Linked DNA regions of Homo sapiens: regions 2, 3 and 4 are each linked to region 1. The links are chromatin contacts, found by Hi-C or POLR2A ChIA-PET in ENCODE. All regions are on one chromosome and are shown on one strand. The core of a region is the stretch at or near the end of the contact, and the rest is flanking DNA. Distances in the headings are between cores, read along the strand shown. Region 1 has its middle 17 kb from the start of LINC00545. Region 2 has its middle 22 kb from the start of LINC00426. Region 3 holds the start of LINC01058 (long intergenic non-protein coding RNA 1058). Region 4 has its middle 45 kb from the start of USPL1.

What was found. A loop is a pair of places that touch in the nucleus more often than their neighbours do. ChIA-PET counts read pairs that join two places held with the same protein, here RNA polymerase II (POLR2A). Pooled maps may share reads with other maps.
Region 2: a loop to region 1 is called in a pooled map, with 4 times the contacts of the local background. The contact joins two enhancer-like sites. A Hi-C loop is called at or near these places in 3 of 168 maps with a recorded cell type or tissue (IMR-90, endothelial cell of umbilical vein and esophagus muscularis mucosa), 2 of 37 single-sample maps with no recorded cell type and 20 of 50 pooled maps. POLR2A ChIA-PET finds 5 or more read pairs at or near these places in 2 of 52 experiments (GM12878 and activated T-cell).
Region 3: a loop to region 1 is called in a map of ascending aorta, with 13 times the contacts of the local background. The contact joins the promoter of LINC01058 here to the enhancer-like site in region 1. A Hi-C loop is called at or near these places in 5 of 168 maps with a recorded cell type or tissue (A673, aorta, ascending aorta and 2 more) and 8 of 50 pooled maps. POLR2A ChIA-PET finds 5 or more read pairs at or near these places in 2 of 52 experiments (AG04450 and OCI-LY7).
Region 4: a loop to region 1 is called in a map of mammary epithelial cell, with 6 times the contacts of the local background. The contact joins two enhancer-like sites. A Hi-C loop is called at or near these places in 2 of 168 maps with a recorded cell type or tissue (PC-9 and mammary epithelial cell) and 13 of 50 pooled maps. POLR2A ChIA-PET finds 5 or more read pairs at or near these places in 3 of 52 experiments (AG04449, OCI-LY7 and WTC11).

The regions. Positions count from the first base shown.
Region 1 is chr13:30,864,146-30,867,234 of GRCh38, reverse strand. No RefSeq gene overlaps it. Among named protein-coding and RNA genes, the nearest start is that of LINC00545, 17 kb to the left of the region's middle. RefSeq lists an enhancer at 2,909-3,089. Within about 2 kb of position 1,399, at least 29 of the 41 ENCODE cell types and tissues checked have a DNase peak (open chromatin) inside an H3K27ac peak, as active enhancers do; they include IMR-90, ascending aorta, endothelial cell of umbilical vein and 1 more, where a contact is called at or near this core.
Region 2 is chr13:30,394,091-30,397,179 of GRCh38, reverse strand. No RefSeq gene overlaps it. Among named protein-coding and RNA genes, the nearest start is that of LINC00426, 22 kb to the right of the region's middle. Within about 2 kb of position 1,584, at least 40 of the 41 ENCODE cell types and tissues checked have a DNase peak (open chromatin) inside an H3K27ac peak, as active enhancers do; they include IMR-90 and endothelial cell of umbilical vein, where a contact is called at or near this core.
Region 3 is chr13:30,420,739-30,423,827 of GRCh38, reverse strand. LINC01058 (long intergenic non-protein coding RNA 1058) reads left to right here and starts at 1,584. Exons shown (of 2, transcript NR_125771.1): 1 at 1,584-1,611. UBE2L5 (ubiquitin conjugating enzyme E2 L5) reads right to left here and starts at 1,335. Exons shown (of 4, transcript NM_001355247.2): 1 at 1,151-1,335. RefSeq lists silencers at 1,373-1,662, 2,103-2,282.
Region 4 is chr13:30,571,735-30,574,823 of GRCh38, reverse strand. It overlaps a transcript of HMGB1 not described here. Among named protein-coding and RNA genes, the nearest start is that of USPL1, 45 kb to the left of the region's middle. Within about 2 kb of position 1,648, at least 9 of the 41 ENCODE cell types and tissues checked have a DNase peak (open chromatin) inside an H3K27ac peak, as active enhancers do.

The sequences.
Region 1 (3,089 bases), core at 150-2,649:
TCCTATTTTATCCCTACATGAAAACATGGCAAAATCAACTTTCCTTCTTGCTTACCTTCTAGGAAAATCAGAAGTATTCACCAGGTGTTGAAATAGAAACTTATTTCTTATAATTGCCAACTTTGCTGCACTGAGTCACATGTTGATTTCTACCTAATGAAAAATCCAGAGCAGGCTGGAGTCTGACAGATAGAGCCCGATTCGCTATTTACTCTGGTGCTAATCACAATCATGTTTACAGGAAAATGCCCTCATCTGCTTCCAGCAGCTCCAGCCACTCAGCCATGTGAGCGCTGTCTTCAAAGTCAATTGCCTGTCATTTTGCTGATTTATGTTGAGCAACTGCAAGGACCCCTCGAGGTATTTGTAGCTAGCTTGATGATTCCCAGCTTATAAAGTGGCAGTGGGCAGAGCATTTCAGTTCAAATTCCCATCAAGACAGAATTTAAATCCCCAGCCCTGCTGCTCATATTTGCAATGTGAGCACTTTAGATAAGCAGAAACCATCAAACCCTAAATGCTGGGGGAAATACAACCTGGATTTCTTCAAATGGAGCCTAAGCCCAAATCTTCTTTCAGACCTTGGATAGGAAAGTGATTCTAACAGTTTTTAAAAGAGTGATCACATATGCTTTTTCCCAAGAAGTATTAACGACTGAGGCAAGACGGGCACTATCAGATTAGATTGGAGAAGCCGGGAAACGAATTTCCCTCACCGCCTGCCTGGATTCTTAACGTTTCAACCAGCAGAATCTAATTTCTTTGGAATTACTTGCCCTCTAACAGAAGTTTTCTTTTTAAAATGAAAATATTGCCGAAAAGGGAGACCTATTAAATTACTAACCCATTAGCTTCTGGTTTAGCTTCAATCTTAGAGAAGCCCAATTCCTTCTAAACCTGTCTCGCCCTACACTGAAAGTGCTGGAGGTGCAGATCTCAGTGCACTGGCCTTGGCTGCTGAGATTCAGGGAGGTTAGATGGCGGGTAGAGTCACCCATGCGCTGTGGGATGGGGGTCCCTTCCATGCACTCTCCTGGCAAGTCCTGAACCACCAAAGGTGTAAGTGGATGTATTTTTCAGGTTCTCCCTTACAGCACTTTGAAGTCAAACACAAGATTTAAGGATTGCTCACAGCCTGCATTTTCTGTATTTCTGCATTTCTTGTTCACTCAACGTCTCAGGTATTTAATTACATACTCACTGTTAGGGCTCAGGGAAGCTGTTTAGAGGTTCAGCTCAGCCCCTTCGGGTCACAAAACTGAAATACAGTGACTTCCCCAAAGTCAGCAAAGCTCAAGGATCCTTAAGAACCCAGACATGTGAGATACTGAGTAATCCAAACTGAGGCCAACTCCAAAAAAGGGCTCCATTGACTCATCTTTCGGTCATCTCGCTCCAGCTCTCACTTAGAGAAAGTGCGTATTTCTTCCATTTAGAAAAGACTGCTCACGCTTTCCATGTCATTACATTTCTTTATTCCTCTCTTTATATTCCAGCTGCCTTTCTTCGTGTTTTTTGTCACTTGCCCTATTTAGCCATCTCCAAACTAGCTACCTGCCTCCGTGCCATGGAGCATGCTTTTCTGCAGCTCGGCCTCACGATTCTAGGCCAGCTTTTGCACCCCCTACCCCCTCCATGCTTATAAAACTGGGTTCCCTGCTCCCTTTCTGTGTGCTGTTATGCTTCAGAAGCGCCACTGGGTGGCAGTGTCTCAGAGCAGTCCTGGGCCCTGCAACGTGGCTTTGGGCTGGGCTGCTGGTTGCTTGTCTGTTACAGCACAAACAGGCCTGTGTGGACAGGCAGAGCAACGAGACAGCCACAGTGGTGCTCTGGAAAGGATGAGTATTAGATATTAAGGAAACGAGGGACAGAGGTCTGCGTACTGTGTCCTTTCGGAGCTTGCACTAGCCACAAGGCTGACATCTGCCGTCATTCTAACAAAGGAATCTCAAATCCTGAGGCTGTTTGGGAGGTGTCCTTGAAAAGAATGACTATAACCCTTTGCCCTCCCTGTTTTGATTTTCAGCCTACCATTGGGCCCTGATTCATCCATAAAAACAACAACCAAAAAATAAAAAAAAAAGGCAATCCCCGTGAGCATTGTGTGTTTGCTGGACAGGATAGTAATGGCTTAATCCTTCTAATGGCTTTGGTCACTGCAGGATATTAGCTATTAGAAGGGTCTGTTTAAAAGGGGGTGGTGGGGGAAGGTAGGGCCATCTGCTGATTATAGCATGCATGAGGAATGAAGGGAACATTTAAAGAGACACCGTCCATTGATTTAGACACAAATAATTAGTTTGTAGTTGAAAAGGCATATTTAGGGCTTGAATTTTAGTATCTGAATCATTTGCTTAAAGTGCAAATGTGATGTCTCAGACTGGAGATGATCCCAGGAACTATTTGATTCCACCTTTCATGCTTTTTGTAAAGAACTTCTCCGGAGACTAAAAGGAATGTGGCCTGAAATGCATCAACATTGACGTCATGGCTTGGAGTCTGTGGAAGTCAAACCAAATGTTTTTATTATAAACAGGTCAGCCCAGGACCAAACTGTGAAGTACATGTTTGATTTCCATGTGTCCCACCCCCAGCCCCAGCCTTGGCCTCTGCACAGAAAATAGTTCCCAACATCCCACCAGGTGGCCCAGCCCCCTCCTCACTGACTCCCCACTTCACCTTCCCTTCCAGGCCTGACAGCAAACTAAAGCAAAAGAAATCTTCCCAAGGATCGTGGCATATTAGGAAATGAATGCACGCTCTCCATTCAGGAAAGCTGGGGGCAGGCCAACCTCACCTCCCAAACGGGAAAAGCCTAGACTAGAGGTGAGCAGAGACCTGGCTTCCCCTCTAGGCCAGGCCCTGGGTCCATAGGCAACAACTGTTCTGGGAAGTGGGAATTTTATACAGCAATTCAATGAGAAGGAAGATGTGGAGGGATGTATTTGGTATCAAATGCATCCTGTCATCCCACAAAATCAAAACTTTGGTCCCTGAACCAAGAGAACATAAAGCCTTAGGGAAAGACATTTCCTGAATATTGAGAAGTGAATACTGAATAATGTAAGGTGGCGTAGGCTGCCTGTAGT
Region 2 (3,089 bases), core at 335-2,834, 470 kb after region 1:
GGCCAAAAGATAGAAGCAACCCGAGTGTCCATGGATGGATGAATAGATAAAATGTGGTATACATACAATGGAATATTATCCAGCCTTAAAAAAGGAAGGATATTCTGACATATGCTTCAACATGGATGAATCTTTAAGACATTATGTTAAGTGAAATAAGTCAGTCACATAAGGACAAATACTATGTGACTCTAGTTATATGAGTGTCTAGAGACAACAGCAGAATGGTGGTTACCAGCGGGTAGGGGAATGGAAAATGGAGAGTTAATGTTTAATTGGTCCTAGGCTTAGTACCTGCATGACGAAATAATCTGTACAACAAACCCCTGTGACATGAGTTTGCCGGTGTAACAAACCTGCACATGTACCCCTGAACCTAAAATAAAAGTTAAAAAAAAAAAAAAAAGAAAGAAAGAAAAGTGCCCTTTGCGGTTCCACACAGAGGCGCCAGCCTTGGGCTGAGAGAACTCACTGGTTTGATGGTTATTGGATCGCTCATTAGAGATAACCAAAGCTATTGTTCCTCCCTGATCTTGCCTCTGTAGTTGAGTCATCACCCTTAGAGGCAGAAGAAAGCAAATTATAGCAGGGCTTCTTCAGCATTGGGGTGGGGAAAGTATTAAAACATGCATGGTAAAGATGTCACCTTCTTGGTCGTGGAAAAGCCCTCCTGGGGTAAATCTGCATATATTTGCATATATATATGCACGCATACATCCTAACCTGAAGGGAACATCCAGCTCTTCTCACCTACAAAAAGATGAATCCTTCTGATGTCTCTTTTACAGGGTATGTGGACAATAAAAATTTAACTATTAATGTTGTAGAAATCTAAGGGAAAAAAATCGCAAAATGAACGTGCCATTTAAATTTTAAATTTAAAAACGTCATTTTTAGTGTAAATTCTTTATAGGTAGATAAGAGCATATCTTGAAGACTTTTTAGGAAGGGAGAAGGGGAAATAGTAAAAGGTAACGTCAATCCTAAATCTTTATTTGAAAAGGAGACTGGATCTGTTTTTTTCTCTAACATCAATCCTAAATCTTTATTTGAAAAGGAGACTGGATCTGTTTTTTTCTCTAACATCAATCCTAAATCTTTATTTGAAAAGGAGACTGGATCTGTTTTTTTCTCTAACATCAATCCTAAATCTTTATTTGAAAAGGAGACTGGATGTTTTTTTCTCTAACGTCAATCCTAAATCTTTATTTGAAAAGGAGACTGGATTTGTTTTTTTTTCTCTAATTGTGTGCTGGGCAGTAGTTCTACCTTACTGTACCAAGGGGACTAACAGGGTTTGGAGAAACTAGGCTTCATCTTTTTCCAGGATCATCAGACACTTTCCAGGGGGAAAATGGACTTTCACTTTGGAAAATATAAAATCGTGTTTGTTTTACCTTACGAAACAACTGGAGCCTCTGGAAGACGAGGCTGTACGGTGCGTTGTGTAACCCGCCTGGGGAATCACGTTGCACAGACAAGTCCCACAGGCTTTTACTGCAATAATAAGCTTGATCTTCTTATTCAAATACAAGTAACAACCACAGCCGGCTCCAAGTCACGTGTCCAGGTCACATGGCACACAGACGCAGAAGCCGACTGGCAATCATTAGCCAATGCTTACTACCAGGAAGAAAATCCTGGCATTAAAGACACGAACTCAGTTTTTATAAAACAACCAGGACTGCAAGAGAAGGCATTTGATGTGGGGGTAGGGTGTCATTCTTGTTAAGTGCTTTCCAAGGAAAGGAAAAGAGCCAACACACACTCCCTCCTTTCGCTCTTCTCCCAGAACTTTCCAAACTTGCCCAGCGTAGCCGCCTTTTCCAAACCTGGAGGAGTGCTGGGCTGCAGCATCCGCAGCTCAGGTCTGGGAGCGAGAGGGAGGGGCGGGCTGACTTGGCTCTGGGTCCTAGCCCTTGGGAAATGGAGGGCTGAATTCAGAGCTGAATTTAGTAGAAAGCCAAGTTTTCTCTTCCTTATGAAATTAATGCTTCTGGGTCGATGGAGTTTGGGGAGGGGCGAGGGGTGAGAAGAAGCACTGTGAGCTATGGGGTCCGTCTGGACTTTTTGTTAACATGAAAAACAACATCCAGAATGTGGCTTCTTTAAGTTTTTCTGTGGTAAGAACAGAAACTGCAAGGACTCTGCCTACCTGAATGTTTCCTTGTTCAGCCGTTTGAATTTAGAAAGAAGTTCTTTCACTTTCTCTAACTTGTATAGTGTTACTTTGTGCTTCCAAAAACTGCAGTGATCGAACTGAGTTTGTTTAATTTAGTGTGGAAGTGACAATAGTGGGTGTGAATGAAGAGTTTAGAATCTGCTGGAGGGAAGGGGTAAAGTACAGATAAAAGGCTTTAACGGAAAATTGACAGCCTTTTTTTTTTTTTTTTAACAATCTAGGCGTGTTTTATTTCACAATGCACAGAAAGTGCTTTACCCAAACACTGCAGAACAGACGCAGCCTTAAAAGAAAATCTATTGGTATAGTCAGGATTCTCAATCCTATTTCATTTCGCTCTTTTCAGAAAGAACAACCATACAAAGAATTTCACTGTGTCACTGAAATATAATTATTTCACAAAATTTAGTTAGGAAGTTTGGTTTTCTCCCTCTTCATCTTTTTCTCCATCCTACCCTCTTCAAAAAGCTAAAATACGCCTGTAATCTCAGCACTTTAGGAGGCTGAGATCAGGAGTTCGAGACCAGCCTGGCCAACATGGTGAAGCCCCATCTCTACTAAAAATACAAAAAAAATTATCTGGGCATGGTGGTGTGTGCCTGTAATCCTAGCTACTCGGGAGGCTGAGGCAAGATAATTGCTCAAACCCGGGTGGCAGAGGTTGCAGTGAGCTGAGATTGCGCCACTGCACTCTAGCCTGGGTGACAGAGTGGGACCCCGTCTCAAAAAAAAAAAAAAAAAGCTAAAATAAGAGCATGTGAGCCAAAGGGGTGAATCTAGGTTTCGTAGGTCCTGAAGCTTATGTAATTTGGAAGGAAGAGAATATAAATTCAAACATACAAAATTAGGTATTAAAGTATCACTAAATTTAGAAAAACATATAATTAACTGACTAACATATCTCTAA
Region 3 (3,089 bases), core at 335-2,834, 440 kb after region 1:
CACTATTTCTGGTTTAATTTAGGAAAACATGCATTGCATCGTCTTTCAATTTTATGCAAGTGTATCAGATGTGGCCTGAAGGCCAAATTTTTGTGAACTGGAATTGCATCTTTCTATTACCCTACCTTCCCACCGTAAGGATGCCTCATTCTGGTTTTTGAGTGATCTTTAATGAGCACTGGCCAATTTTAAATATATGATTCCCCGGCCTTTCAGTTTATTTTATTTTTTTGAGACAAGGTCTGGCTGTAGTGCAGTGGTGCTATCTTGGCTCACTACAACCTTCACTTCCCAGGCTCATGCCATCCTCCTGTCTCAGCCTCCCTAATAGCTGGAACTACAGGTGTGCACCACCACACCCAGCTAATACTGTATTTTTTTAGAGATGGAGTTTCACTATGTTGCCCAGGCTGCTCTTGAACTCCTGGACTCAAATGATCCTCCTGCCTCAGCCTCCCAAAGTGCTGGGATTACAGGCGTTGAGCCACCACACCCGGCCCTAGTTTATTTTAAAGGAAAATAGAGTAAACTCTCCGGGGGAAGAACCTCCAGTTTAATAACACTCCATATTGTATCTGCTTTATTGTAATTGTATTTGGAGATTTTCCAGATGGAACTTCTCTGTATAGAAGCCTTAAACCTGCTGTGTTTCAGAGCAGAAGTTATCCATGTCTGTCTGTCTCTGACACACATGCACAAAAACTAGATATGTGATTTACTATACATGACATGATAAACAACATTCTAAAGCAGTAAGTTTAGAACAACAAACTGAGTTTTGTCATTGCTATTATTTAATGATTTTATCATGTTACTTTATGTAGAATGGCTATGGAATAATTAATTAGGTTTTGTTGTGGTTTTTAATATCTCCACAGTCTAAATAATAAACCATTTTCCCGATATTGGCACCGCTTTAGAAGAGATTTTCTTATCTATTTTTTGACAGAGTTAAAAAGGTGCCTCTCCCTCTGTGTCCTAATTTTTGCAACGTGTGTGCATTTATTACGTGTCACCAAGCGAGGCAATGCTAACCTAGCAAAGCAGAAATCATCACCAGAGCAAATTAATGCAATGTCACCCGCTGACCGATGTTAAACGCAGCAGAGACTCACAAGCATCCTTGTGAATGGATTAAAAAGGCACTTACAGGGATGACCCGCAAAGATCCTAGTTTCAAGACACAACAAAAAGCCTCCAGGAAGTGAAGCCAGCAGGTTCTAATCTCATTTATTTTCACGGCTATGTTTTTTTAATTGTAGTTTTCCACTGTAAAACCAAAGAGCATCAAAGGAGAACAGCTTTCCCTCTCCCGGAAGCCTCACGGAGCGGAGTTCCCTGAGCTGCGCGGCCGCCGGTCACGGGGAAGTGCCCCGCGCGCGGAGCTCCCCAAGCGCCCAGCCCTGCCTGCGCCGCAGCCGCCACCACCGCTGCCACCACCGCCGCCGCGGCCAGGGAGCTGCGCTGGGCGGGGCTGGGCTGGGCTGGGCTGGGCTGGGCTGGGCTGGGAGGGGCGGGGCGGGGCGGGGCGGGGCGGGCGTCCGTAGTTATTTATTTATTTAGCGGCTGCAGAAAAGCTCTGCGGCGCTCGCGAAACCCGAAGACTTGCAGGTAGCCAGGCGCTCCCACTCGTCCAACAGCTCCCGGGCTGGCTTGGGAGAAACTAAGGAACTTGCTTCGCCCCCCCGCCGCTCCCTGGGGCCGCTCGCCACCCGCGGAACTTGCCATCCCCGCTCTTCCCCACTTTCTACCCCCACCTCCGCCCGCCCCACCTTCCCCTTTCCCCGCTTTCCCCTCTCCCACCTCCTCCTTCTCTCCCCTCCCACATCCCCGGTCTCCCACTTCCCCCTCCTTCCCGACCCACCTCTCCCTCCTCCCCGCCCCACCTCTCCCTCCTCCCCGCCCCACCTCTCCCTCCTCCCCTTCCTCCTCCTCCCCCCCGCTCCTCTCCTTACCACCTCCTCCGCCCTCCCCCACCTCCTCCCCGGTCCCTTCTCCACCCCCTCTTTCCCCACTCCGCTCCCCGGGCGGCGGGCGGCTCCCTGGCTCCGGCGTGTACAGATTTGGGCAGAATGTGGTTCCAAGGCTCTCGGTCAAGAATTCGGAGGAGGAAAGTTTGCTGGCGGCGCCGCGGCTCACACCACTCCCCGCCCTGGGGGCGGTCCTCGAGGCCGGGCCCCGCCGCCCGTGCTTCCCTTCCCGGAGCCTTCGCTCTTCCCCGGGAAGGCCCGGCCTTACATAAGGGCCCGTGCGCCCGCCCCAGCCCTGTGGGCAGCGCGCTCTTGCTCTGCTCAGTTTAACGAAGATTCTGCTCCTGAAACTTAGTACAGATAAAAAGGGCAGCGGTCCGTTTCATTTTAGACAGGAAAATGAGGGCGCAAAAGGGGACTGAGGGAGAGAGGCCAGAGAACAAGACAGCAGGTTCGTGCTGGTGGCAGGTGGATGGGTAGAAGGTTCCTTGAGAGCGGAATTTCCTATTTGGATGCCTGTGCAGAGGGAAGTGGCTGTAAAGATCAAGTAGCTTTGATAACGCCAAGGTAGCCTGGACAACAGAAGCCCAGGGAAGGAAAGGGGGCGGGACTTATGCTGCCAGAAAGGATGATCACTATCCGGATCTTCAGTAGGACCCGCGCCTCAGCGAGGGCGCGTGTAGAGGAGATGTGGGTATGGGCCATGTGCAGGGAGCATAATGCCTGCGTCTCCAGCGCAGGCCTGGCATACAACAGGCACACCATAAACAGCTAACACGTGGGCACTGTGCTAAAACTTTGCCAACTTGGTTGCATTTAATCCTTAGAACAATTGAGCCCTCCTTACTCCCATTTTACACACGGGAGACTGAGACCTGGATGGGCTAAGTGACTTGGCCATGACCACACAGCTCTTTGCAGCCGACCGAGGACTCAAACCTTGGACTCCAAAACTCATGCTATGGGACAACTTCGTATTTGGGAGGCGTAATACAAAAGGGTTCAGCTTTGGGGCAGAGTGAAGGGGCACCGCGTTTCGAAGATGGGCAGGTAGGCTTGCAGCAGGTGGATATGTATGTTCCCACAGTTCTCTCACACTCACATTTCACCATGGACACA
Region 4 (3,089 bases), core at 399-2,898, 290 kb after region 1:
TAGCATCATAAAAAGAATTTCCACATATGACTATAGTAGTATACATTTCTGCAGTAAGGACAGCCCTCTACAAAATTATGAAGTATGTAGGTATCTTGGCACAACCCATAACATTTTTTATTCCAAATATGAGAATTCTTACCACTGAAGGCATTTCATGAAAAGTTGGATCCATAATTCTCCACTAGTCAAGACTTTCAGTAGAATGAGCACCTTATTACATTCATCTTTATTTTCCTATTTCCTAGCAGGGTCATGGAAATTAGCATATTCTCAATGAAAGTTGATAAATGAATGCATTCTGCTAAAAGTAAACATTGAGAAGAAATTTTTACCGTCGATTATGTTGCCATAGTGCTATTATCACAAGAGAATTCATTTAGCAACCATTTATTGAACATCATCTATGGTAGACAGTGTGTTAGCACTAGGAATACAGAACTTAATAAGATGAGCCTTCCAGCAGTGGGATTGGGCAACAGTGGATGCAAGAGGCAAAAGAACTTCAAACAGTTGTGATAAAGAGGAAAGATAGTAATGCTATCAGAGAAATATCTACAAACAAAATAGTGTTATGCTATTAGAAAAATACAGAGTGCTGTGGGAGCCCAGAAGAGAAATTAATTCCAGTTGGACGTAGGAGTGTTTGTCAGGATTTCATATGGGAAGTGGCTTTTGAGTTAAACTTTGAATATCTCACTGGCATCTTGGGCATCTCAAATCCACTGGGTCTATACTTGTGTTCATCATTTATTCATCATTTTCCCCTTCCACCCATTCATCCCCAGCTTGCATGTCTGATAGTCTTGAACATGATTATTGATATTGCCGTTCACTGCTGGGTCCTTCCTTTTAGAAAATGCTAGATTAGGCCGGGTGCGGTGGCTCACGCCTGTAATCCCAGCACTTTGGGAGGCTGAGTTGGGTAGATCACTTGAGACCAGGAGTTCCAGATCAGCCACGGCAACCTGGTGAAACCTCGTCTCTGCAAAAAATACCAAAAAAATTAGCTGGACGTGTTGGCGCATGCCTGTAGTCCCTGCTACTTGGGAGGCCGAGGTGGGAGGATCACCTAAGCCCATAAAGTTGAGGCTGCAGTGAGCCATGATCGTGCCATTGCACTCCCACCTGGGTGGCACAGTGAGACCCTTTCTCCAAAAAAAAAAAAAAAAAGAAAATGCTAGATTCATTTGACTCCTTTTCTTTCCTCTCCAGTATTTATTTGGTCACTTTAGTTATGTGAAGTTTTGAATAATTTCCAATTTTTTACAAATTATATGGTTTGTATGTAATGAAAAGCTTATCAAAAATGTTTCAGTTTATCAGTCTACTAATCAAATATTTTTAAACTTTTAAAATTATACACAGAAATGTGGTCCTATTTTGAAACAATTCTCTCATTTTTTTCACATTAAAAAGTTCAATTCTGATTTCTAAAAATCAGAAAATCATAAAGAATTTATTATGGAGAAGCTATCCTGGTGTACAATTATGACAGTATTTTTATTTTAAATGATACTGTCCTTCTAAGAATGTGTTTCTGTCAATTTGTCCTTATCTCTACAGAACCCTGAAATTGTAGCACTACTGTAGTGTTTCTAGAGAGTAATACGTTTCTGCTGCCATTTGGAGGAGCCTGCATCACAGAGTAATGAGTTGAGTCTGACTTACAAAGATGCCTCCTTTGCAATTCAGACCCCCCAGAAGAATTTGCAGTCAAATTCCTATAATTAATGAGTTGTGTCTTCTAGATTCCTTTAAGTACTACATCTAATGGAAGTTACAATTATAACTTAATTATTTTAAATAGTAGAGATTCTGATGGTGTGCTTACACCACTGAAACAAAAGATATTCTGAAAACTGAAAGTGAAACTGTCAGCCCTTGGCATCTGTAGTTAACAAACTACTCAAGAGTTTTGTTGCTAGATATCTAGATAATTGTGAGAATAAGCCAAGAGTGTGGGAGGCTTGCTTTGCTCTTCAGATGAAATGGCTTAAGTTTTGCCAAAATCCCTGAAGGGTAATCACGGTCTCTTTTAATCCCAAGTTTCAGATAATACCCACAAATAACTTATTCTTTAGAGTGGTCTTTGGAATTAGAGAAAGCAGAAATGTATTAAAATGTATTTCATTCACTTTGTTCCTGATCCTTACACCAGGGTCAACGGAGTCACTAAGAATTAGCAAAGTTCATTGGTAAGAGATTTACCCTTCTGATATCTTGCTCTGGTGAAATACTAGAAAAATGTCTTAAGAAGTAAAAGGCAGATGTGAGAGTTAAAGGAAATTTCAGTTAATTAGCAGAGTTGCATTAAAATAATCTTACCATGGATCATGAAGTCTTGAATTCTAAATTTGCCTTTGCTGGTATAATCCTAATTAGATATTTTACTTAATTTTTGAAATTTCATAATAAATAACCCAGCTTCTATCAACAAAATGAAGACTTTGCATTTAGAATTGCCTTCAAAATGCAATCAATTCCAATGTCATTACAAAATGTAACTGAACGGTCTCTGAGAGCTAAGTTGAACACTTTATCTCTGAGATGTCGTTGCATTCTATTGCAGTTATTTTCTGACATGTGTGGGGGAAGAAAGGTATTTCCTACTTTGAGCATTTATCAACACACTTACCCTGATACCCATGAACAGTCCCACCTCTGCCTGGCATTGTTTTATACTTGCTGTTGTCACATTCATTCTTCAAGTTTTAACTCAAAGTCAGTTCTTTGAAGTCATGCTTACTCTCCCATCATGAACTTGCAAAATTAGGCCTGAAGCTATTTTATTTGCTCCCAAGTAATATCTGCTATTCAGGTATATATCAACACAGAAATTGCCTCAGGTGTAGTCTCACAATGTAGACAACTGAGTTTATCATACACCAAATTTACTAAAAGCAAATATAAACATACTAATCCATTAAATTATTTTAATATATATACGAAACTCATTATAAGTGTAGGAACGTAAATATTATTATTATACTATAAAAATATAAAGTAATACTTCTAAAATACATATACTCTTCATTTGTTAATCTTCCTTAATCCTGAACTATTTTCATTTTCTGCTTAGGTAATCT